2 separate regions of the Homo sapiens genome follow, and region 2 is linked to region 1. Evidence: chromatin contacts called from ENCODE Hi-C or POLR2A ChIA-PET data. All regions are on one chromosome and are shown on one strand. Each heading gives the region's core, a stretch centred on a gene start or an enhancer-like site at or near the end of the contact. The rest is flanking DNA. Distances are from core to core; before and after follow the strand shown. Region 1 holds the start of DDX19A-DT (DDX19A divergent transcript). Region 2 overlaps ST3GAL2 (ST3 beta-galactoside alpha-2,3-sialyltransferase 2).

Evidence for each region. Hi-C counts contacts between places; a loop is a spot of excess contacts on that map. ChIA-PET counts read pairs that join two places held with the same protein, here RNA polymerase II (POLR2A). Pooled maps may share reads with other maps.
Region 2: a map of CD8-positive, alpha-beta T cell shows a loop between it and region 1 (18-fold over the local background). The contact joins the enhancer-like site here to the promoter of DDX19A-DT in region 1. A Hi-C loop is called at or near these places in 13 of 168 maps with a recorded cell type or tissue (B cell, CD14-positive monocyte, CD4-positive, alpha-beta T cell and 7 more), 16 of 37 single-sample maps with no recorded cell type and 26 of 50 pooled maps. POLR2A ChIA-PET finds 5 or more read pairs at or near these places in 37 of 52 experiments (A549, AG04449, B cell and 27 more).

What each region holds. Positions count from the first base shown.
Region 1 is chr16:70,345,030-70,348,764 of GRCh38, reverse strand. It overlaps DDX19A-DT (DDX19A divergent transcript), which reads left to right and starts at 2,018. Exons shown (of 5, transcript NR_039997.1): 1 at 2,018-2,566. DDX19A (DEAD-box helicase 19A) reads right to left here and starts at 1,862. Exons shown (of 12, transcript NM_018332.5): 1 at 1,717-1,862. The coding sequence starts at 1,773. RefSeq lists enhancers at 1,618-2,107, 1,626-2,243, 2,244-2,862.
Region 2 is chr16:70,378,467-70,382,201 of GRCh38, reverse strand. It overlaps ST3GAL2 (ST3 beta-galactoside alpha-2,3-sialyltransferase 2), which reads left to right. Exons shown (of 7, transcript NM_006927.4): 7 at 340-3,735. The coding sequence ends at 513. Among named protein-coding and RNA genes, the nearest start is that of DDX19A, 33 kb to the right of the region's middle. RefSeq lists enhancers at 681-740, 771-940. Within about 2 kb of position 2,106, at least 39 of the 41 ENCODE cell types and tissues checked have a DNase peak (open chromatin) inside an H3K27ac peak, as active enhancers do; they include B cell, CD14-positive monocyte, CD4-positive, alpha-beta T cell and 7 more, where a contact is called at or near this core.

The sequences.
Region 1 (3,735 bases), core at 769-3,268:
TTTCGCCATGTTGCCCACACTGGTCTTGAACTCCTGGGTTCAACTGATCTGCCTGTCTCAGTTTCCCAAAGTGCTAGGATTACAGGTGTGAGCCACTGTGCCCAGCCTTCACCTCTTTTTTTTTTTTTTTTTTTTTTTGAGACAGAGTCTCACTCAGTAGCCCAGGCTGGAGTGCAGTGGCGTAATTTTGGCTCACTGCAACCTCCACCTCCCAGGTTCAAGCAATTCTCATGCCTCAGCCTCCTGAGTAGCTGGTATTAACAGGGGACGACTACCACGCCTGGCTAACTTTTGTATTTTTAGTAGAGACAGGGTTTCACTATGTTGGCCAGGCTGGTATCAAACTCTTGACCTCGAGTGATCTGCCCGCCTCGGCCTCCCAAAGTGCTGGGATCACAGGTGGGTGCCATCATGCCCGGCTGCCTTCACCATTCTATCAAATCTGCCCTTCCTCCCACTTTCCTATTCCTGTTATTGGGACGTTAGTAGTACCAATAGGATCCAGGTTGAAAACAGAAACCTTTGGCTTTATCTCCCTTCTCTCCTTTATTATGTTAGCAAGTCCTACCCATTCTACCTTCATATCTTATACCCATCCCTTAATTTTCACTTCCACTGCCCAACATAGGCCCTCTATCTCGGGGCTATCAGAATAACTTCTACACTGATATTTCTATTAGCCATCACTTCTAACATATTCTGTTCTCTGTAGTTCAATAAATCCTTGCCAGCCTTGTCTAATTCTGTCAATAGCCCTCTCAAAAATCCCCATACCGGCTGGGCGCGGTGACTCACGGCTGTAATCCCAGCACTTTGGGAGGCCGAGGTGGGCGGATCACTTGAGGTCGGGAGTTCGAGACCAGCCTGACCAACATGGAGAAACCCCGTCTCTACAAAAAATACAAAATTAGCCGGGCGTGGTGGCGCATGCCTGTAATCCCAGCTACTCGGGAGACTGAGGCAGGAGAATCGCTTGAACCCGGGAGGCGGAGGTTGCGGTGAGCCGAGATGGCGCCATTGCACTCCAGCCTGGGCAACAAGAGCAAAACTCTGCCTCAAAAGAGAAACAACTACAACAAAAAAAAAGACAGTCCATTATCACTAAACAAACCTAAAGTTTAGGTCTTAGATATAAGAACAGAAAGCCACAGTGTATGCTGTAATTACATTCCAGTTGAATGAATATTCATTACTGAAAGAACAAGTACATGAAACCGTTACTTTACACATCAATGAAACAATTTGTAGTGCCTCCTTCCAACATCTGCAGTAGATTGAGGTATTAAATCCAAAAGTCAATCTGTTATTCTGCAAAGAGCTACAAACTACCAACCACGTTAAGCATGGATCTAAGAAATGTTAAATACAGAGTAGTACAGAAACATGCGAAGAACAGTCGCGTAATGAAAAAGAGAATCAGAATCTAAACTTGGCTTTCCTTATAATCGTCACCGAGGAGGTCAATAGAGGAATGACAGCATGCATAGTGGGGCGGATTTACCAAAGGATGAAGTCCTTAACCAGCCCAGATGGAGATAAAAAGCTCGACATTGGTCTCTTTAGCTCTAAGAGCAAATCAAGGGCAAGTGACTGCCCTAGCAAACTGCAGGAGCGCGTTGCCCAGGGGCCTCCCCAACCCGGGGAGCTCCCTGTGCTTTTGGGAGGTTTCGCTTGGGCCCCTGCTACGTCCTCCTCGCCAGGAGCTGAGCTACTGACCGACTTGACAGCCGCTTCCTGCTCGTCCACCGCCAGGGCCCACGAGTCGGTGGCCATAGTCCCGGACAAGGGAGACCCACTTGTGAAAATATGCGCTGCACCACGTCGCAACGCGGGCCCTAACCTCGCCACCGGCGCGAGAATGCACCTCACGCGGACCGGAAGCGGCGGTGAGCACAGGTGACGTCAGTTCCCACCCAGCGTGCGACATCATCATTCTGCGCGGCGCCAGGTCTCTCCTCGGGCCTCGCCTTTCCCTTCGTGCGCAAACCTCGCGCTTTTTGCTCACCCTTCCAGGACGCGGCCTCCTCGCTTCTTAAAATGTCTGAGCTCTACGAAGTGGAACTGTTAGCCCTCCGTTTATTGCCTTACTTCACACTGAAATAAGCCAACGTTTATTTTATTTTATTTATTTTATTATTTATTTTATTATTTTTTTTCGAGACGGAGTCTCGCTCTGTCCCAGGCTGGAGTGCCGTGGCGGGATCTCGACTCACTGCAACCTCCGCCTCCGTGTTCAAGCTATTCTACCTCAGCCTCCCGAGTAGCTGGGATTACAGGTGCCCGCCACCACGCCCGGCTAATTTTTGTATTTTTAGTAGAGATGGGGTTTCACCATGTTGGCCAGGCTGATCTCGAACTGCTGACCTTGTGATCCTCCCGCCTCAGCCTCCCAAAGTGTTGGGATTACAGGCGTGAGCCACCGCGCCCGGCCCCCAACGTTTCTTTTTAAGCCTGTCATATCTCACATTAAATGTGTAAGTCTCTGAACTGTAGGGCTTTGAACAAAGGAAAGTTCCATGAGAATACTATATGATGCCAATTTCTACTGTTAGGAACGCGATAACAGGTAAGAAAACAAAAACCAAAACGCAACAGAAGACCCGTAAACCCCATAATTCCACCATCCAATAAACACAACACACAATGCGTTTTTTCGTTTCTTTTTTGAGTCAGGGTCTCATTGTGTCGCCCAGGCTGGAATGCAGTGGTGTGATCTCGGCTCACTGCACCCTTGACCTCCCACCTCAGCCTCCCAGGTAGCTGGGCCCACAGGCCCGCACCACCACTCCTGGCTAGTTTTTAAACTTTTTGCAGAGACGGAAGTCTTCATTATATTGCTCAGGCTGCTTTTGATCTCCTGCTAACTCCAGAGATCCTCCTGCCTTGGCCTCTCAAAGTGTTGGGATTACAGGCATGAGCCACCACACCTGGCCATTATGTTGAAGGACCACCAAATACATAATGTATAATCTATTTATATGAGATTCAAGAATAGGACAAATAAAATCTATGCTGATAAAAACTAACAGAGCTTACCTGTGGAGAAGGATGTTTGGTCCAGACACAAGAGAACTTCCTGGGTGATAGAATTATTCTGTATCTTGATTGGGACCTGGTTACATAGATGTGTAAATTTGTTAAGTCATGCTACTTTGTATTTCTAAACTCATGGAACCATTATTTACAGATATCACCCAGGCTGGAGTGCAGTGGCCGGGTCTTGGCTCACTGCAACCTCTGCTTCCTGGATTCAAGCGGTTCTCCTGCCTCAGCCTCCCAAGTAGCTGGGATTACAGGCACACGCCACCACGCCCAGATAATGTTTGTATTTTTAGTAGAGATGGAGTTTCACCACGTTGGCTAGGCTGGCCTTGAACTCCTGAGCTCAAGGATCTGCCTGCCTGGGCCGCCCAAAGTGCTGGGATTACAGGTGTGAGCCACAGTGCTGACCTGCTTTTTCTTTTTTATAAGCAGTTCCCAAGGAAGAATAACTGTTTTTGTTTGTTTTTTGTGACAGGGTCTTGCTCTGTCACCTAGGCTGGAATGCAGTGGCACGTTCACAGCTCACTGCAGCCTTGATCTCCCAGACTCAAGTGATCCTCGCACCTCAGCTCCCCAGCAGCTGGGAATATAGCACTTCGCCACCACCCCTGGCTAATTTTTGTGTGAGAACTTGTGCATTTAAAATATCATGGTATATAAATTATACCTTTCAATAATGTTGATTAAAAATCA
Region 2 (3,735 bases), core at 857-3,356, 33 kb before region 1:
TTCGTGTAAAAATGGAACTCAGTCGTTCAGAGAACCCGTTCCACCAGTGGCCAGGGCTGCCTTGCAATGAAGAGCAGGGCTGAGGCCCGGCAAGTGCTTCACTGAGTGGTGCTGATCAAAGTACTCCATTAAAAAAAAAAAAAAAAAAAAGGAGGAATTTGCAAGGGCTGCAAAGGGAAGGTGGTGTCCCCATGTGAGTCCATGTCCTTAGGCCAGGCCTGGGGGCTCCTGCATCTCCCCGGGGCCTCCCGTCCCCTCTCCTCCCTGTCATCCCGAGCCCGCCCCGCGCCATCCTCCAGGTCCCCGCCTGGGGTGACGCTCCGCTGCGCTTCCCCGCAGGTGAACGTGTACGGGTTCGGGGCCGACAGCCGGGGCAACTGGCACCACTACTGGGAGAACAACCGGTACGCGGGCGAGTTCCGGAAGACTGGCGTGCACGACGCGGACTTCGAGGCCCACATCATCGACATGCTGGCCAAGGCCAGCAAGATCGAAGTCTACCGGGGCAACTGAGCCGGGCCTCGCCGCGACCCTTCCGGCCCATCTATCGGGCACCGGGGCTCCGGCCCGGGACCCAGGACCAGCAACCCGCGACCAATCATGCTGCAGCCCAGGGGCGTCTGCTGTGCCCCGCCAATCACGAGACTGGGGGACCGGCCGGGCCTGGCACCAATCTGCGCTGCGGTCGGGCGGAGCTTCTGTTTCTCCCAGCCAATCATGTGACTCAAGGAAAACTTCCGGCGCTGTGTCCAGTCTCCTCCAATCAATGGCCTTCGGGGGCGGGCCAGCGGCCGCTCAATCCCCACTCCCTCATGCTTTGGGTTAGGGTTTTCTTTCACGCTTTCTGAGGAGGAGAGCATGGCGCGGGCCTCGGCGAAGCACTTCCGTCAGCCTCGGGCGGAGGATCGTCTTAGTAGCTGGCCAGACCTGGAGGAGAGCGGGCGGTCTTTGCGGGCCTCAGGAGATAGGTGGCCGCCCGGCCCCTTTCCCCGCCTGCCCGGATAGGTGCGTGCAGACCCACCAAAGAAAAGCGGTCGCTGCGGGACCCCCAGTCCCACCTCGGCCGCGCTGTGGGATGGCTGCGCCCCCAGGGCTTCCTGCGTCTCCAGGAAGCCGGGAGTGGCGCCCTCTGCGGGGTGGGGTGCTCCCGGGCCGAACTCCGGACAGGTGGAGGGGACAGGGCAGAGCTCGAGGAAGCCCTGTCCCCTTCAGTGCAAGGTGCTGTCACTCACGTGTGCCCTCGACCCTCCCGTTCACCCGCAGCCTTCTCAGCGCCTCTCCCTGGGCCGGAGGCCTCCTCACCAGCCTACCTGTTGCTCTGGAAAAAAATCCCGTCCCCCGACTCCGTCCCTACCCCCAGTCTTCGGCCGGCTCTGGCCCCTGGGGAGGGGGCTGCACGGCGGAAGGAGGCTGGCTATGGGCCCGGCTGCCCGCTGCATGTACCTCCTCCTCCACCCATCGCCTCTTGCCTGGGGGTAACTTTGCCTGGGGCTCATTCTTTGGTTAAGCTGAAGCTGCCGTGGGTGGCCAAACCGCAGATTCTTTGCAAATTCTGAGCTGGCAGAGCTCGCAGCCGGGAGCCGGCCGGGGAAGAGGAGACTTGCGCGCCGCAAGCCGCCTGCCTCCACCCTGCTCTCCATCTCCCGCTCTAGAAGGGCTGGGAAGCTCGCGGCCGGGGTTCCACCTGGAAGCTGCTTGCATGGCTGAACCCAGCTTAGGTCCCTGACGGGGCTGCTGGTGGAATTCTCCCCCTTCGAAGCTGGGGAGGTTTAGGAGGGGGAAGGCTTCTGTGAAGCTCTCAAACCACTAATAGAGCCCCCTCCCCAACAGTGACGGCGCAGATGCTCCCCCTTTTCTTAGTTGACACCACCAGGCAGCTTCCTGGCCGTTGGTAGGTTCCTGCAGCTGGCTGAGGGAACAGGGACCGGCAGGGGACTTTGTTAGGGGAGGGTTGGGATGGGCAGTGGGCCCCTGAAAGTTAATATATTGGAACCTAGCTCGAGTGTCGTTCTTTCCAATTCCGAAAGTAGAAAGAGTAAAAATAGGGGTGATTGGGGTGGGGTTAGTAGAATGCCTCTCTCAGGGCGCTCCCCCCTCCCCCACCGTTTTAGAGAGCTAGGCCTCAGCCAGTCTTGCCACTCCCATCTCAGTGCTTCCTGAAGAGGCTGTTTTGAGTGTTGATGAAAAGCAATGCAATTATGCCAAACAGTATTGAGCAGAATAATTTATTTCTTTTTTTTCTTTTGCTTTAAATCATGAATCCCGCCAGGTACGGTGGCTCACACCTGTCATCCCAGCACTTTGGGAGGCCAAGGCGGGCGGATTACTTAATACTTAAGGTCAGGAGTTCGAGACCAGCCTGGCCAATATGGTGAAACCTCGTCTCTACCAAAAAAAAAAAAAAATACAAAAATTAGCCAGGCGCAGTGGTGCGCACCTGTAATCCCAGCTACTTGGAAGGCTGAGGCAGGAGAATCCCTTGAACCGAGGAGGCGAAGGTTGCAGTGAGCCGAGATTGTGCCACTGCACTCCAGCCTGGGCGACAGAGCAAGACCCTGTCTCAAAAAAATTAAATCATGAATCCCCATCCTGGAAGAGGTAGGTCCCAGCATCCAGCCAGATTTTCTGCAATAGTAATTTAAACACACTTTTTTATTTCCTTCCCTTTCTGAATTAAAAGGAACAAAAAACTGTCTAGTCCTTCATTGTTCTGAAATGGGCATGATGGAAGAAGGCGGGTCTGGTAGGATAGCTGTGACTGATAATGGCTGAGAACGTTGGGGGATATGGGAGGGGCGAGATGACTCCCAGATACCCTCCCCCACCTATACAGGAGGCACCTCATTCCTGGACTCTGCGCTCCAAGACACTGAAATCTGAGCGGGTACAAGCATTTTGGTTAAAAATCAGCTCGTTGTCGCCTCTTGAGTTTCCTCCAGGAGAGGAGTTCATTGGAGAGGATTCCTGGTAGCAGCTCCTCGCAGTGGCTGTCCTGTAACCACTTTGGCCTCTGTCAACATGATGTCTCCAGGTATCCATCAGGCTCCGATACATTTGGGTGGCCACAGGCTGGGCTGTCCCCACCTCTCAGGGAAGTGCATCTAAGTCAGGTTTTCCCCTCTGGCACAGCCCTGCCTCCACAGCCCAATTTCCACCATGCCACAGGCAACCCGCATTTTTATTTATTTAATTTATTTATTTATTGAGACAGAGTCTTGTTCTGTTACCCAGGCTGGAGTGCAATGGCCCGATGTCGGCTCATCCCAACCTCCACCTCCTGGGTTCAAGCGATTCTTCTGCCTCAGGAGAGTAGGGAGTAGCTGGGATTACAGGCATGCACCACCACTCCCGGATAATTTTATATTTTTAGTAGAGACGGGTTTTCTCCATGTTGGTCAGGCTAGTCTTGAACTCCAGACCTCAGGTGATCTGCCCGCCTCGGCCTCCCAAAGTGCTGGGATTACAGGCGTGAGCCAGTGTGCCTGGCCGATTTTTTTTTTTTGAGACTGATTCTCACTCTCGCCCAGGCTGGAGTGCAGTGGTGGGATCTCGGCTCATTGCAAGCTCCGCCTCCCGGGTTCACGCCATTCTCCTGCCTCAGTCTCCCGAGTAGCTGAGACTACAGGTGACCGCCACGATGCCCGGCAGTTTTTTTGTATTTTTAGTAGAGACGGGGTTTCACTGTTAGCCAGGATGGTCTCCATCTCCTGACCTCGTGATCTCCCCGCCTCAGCC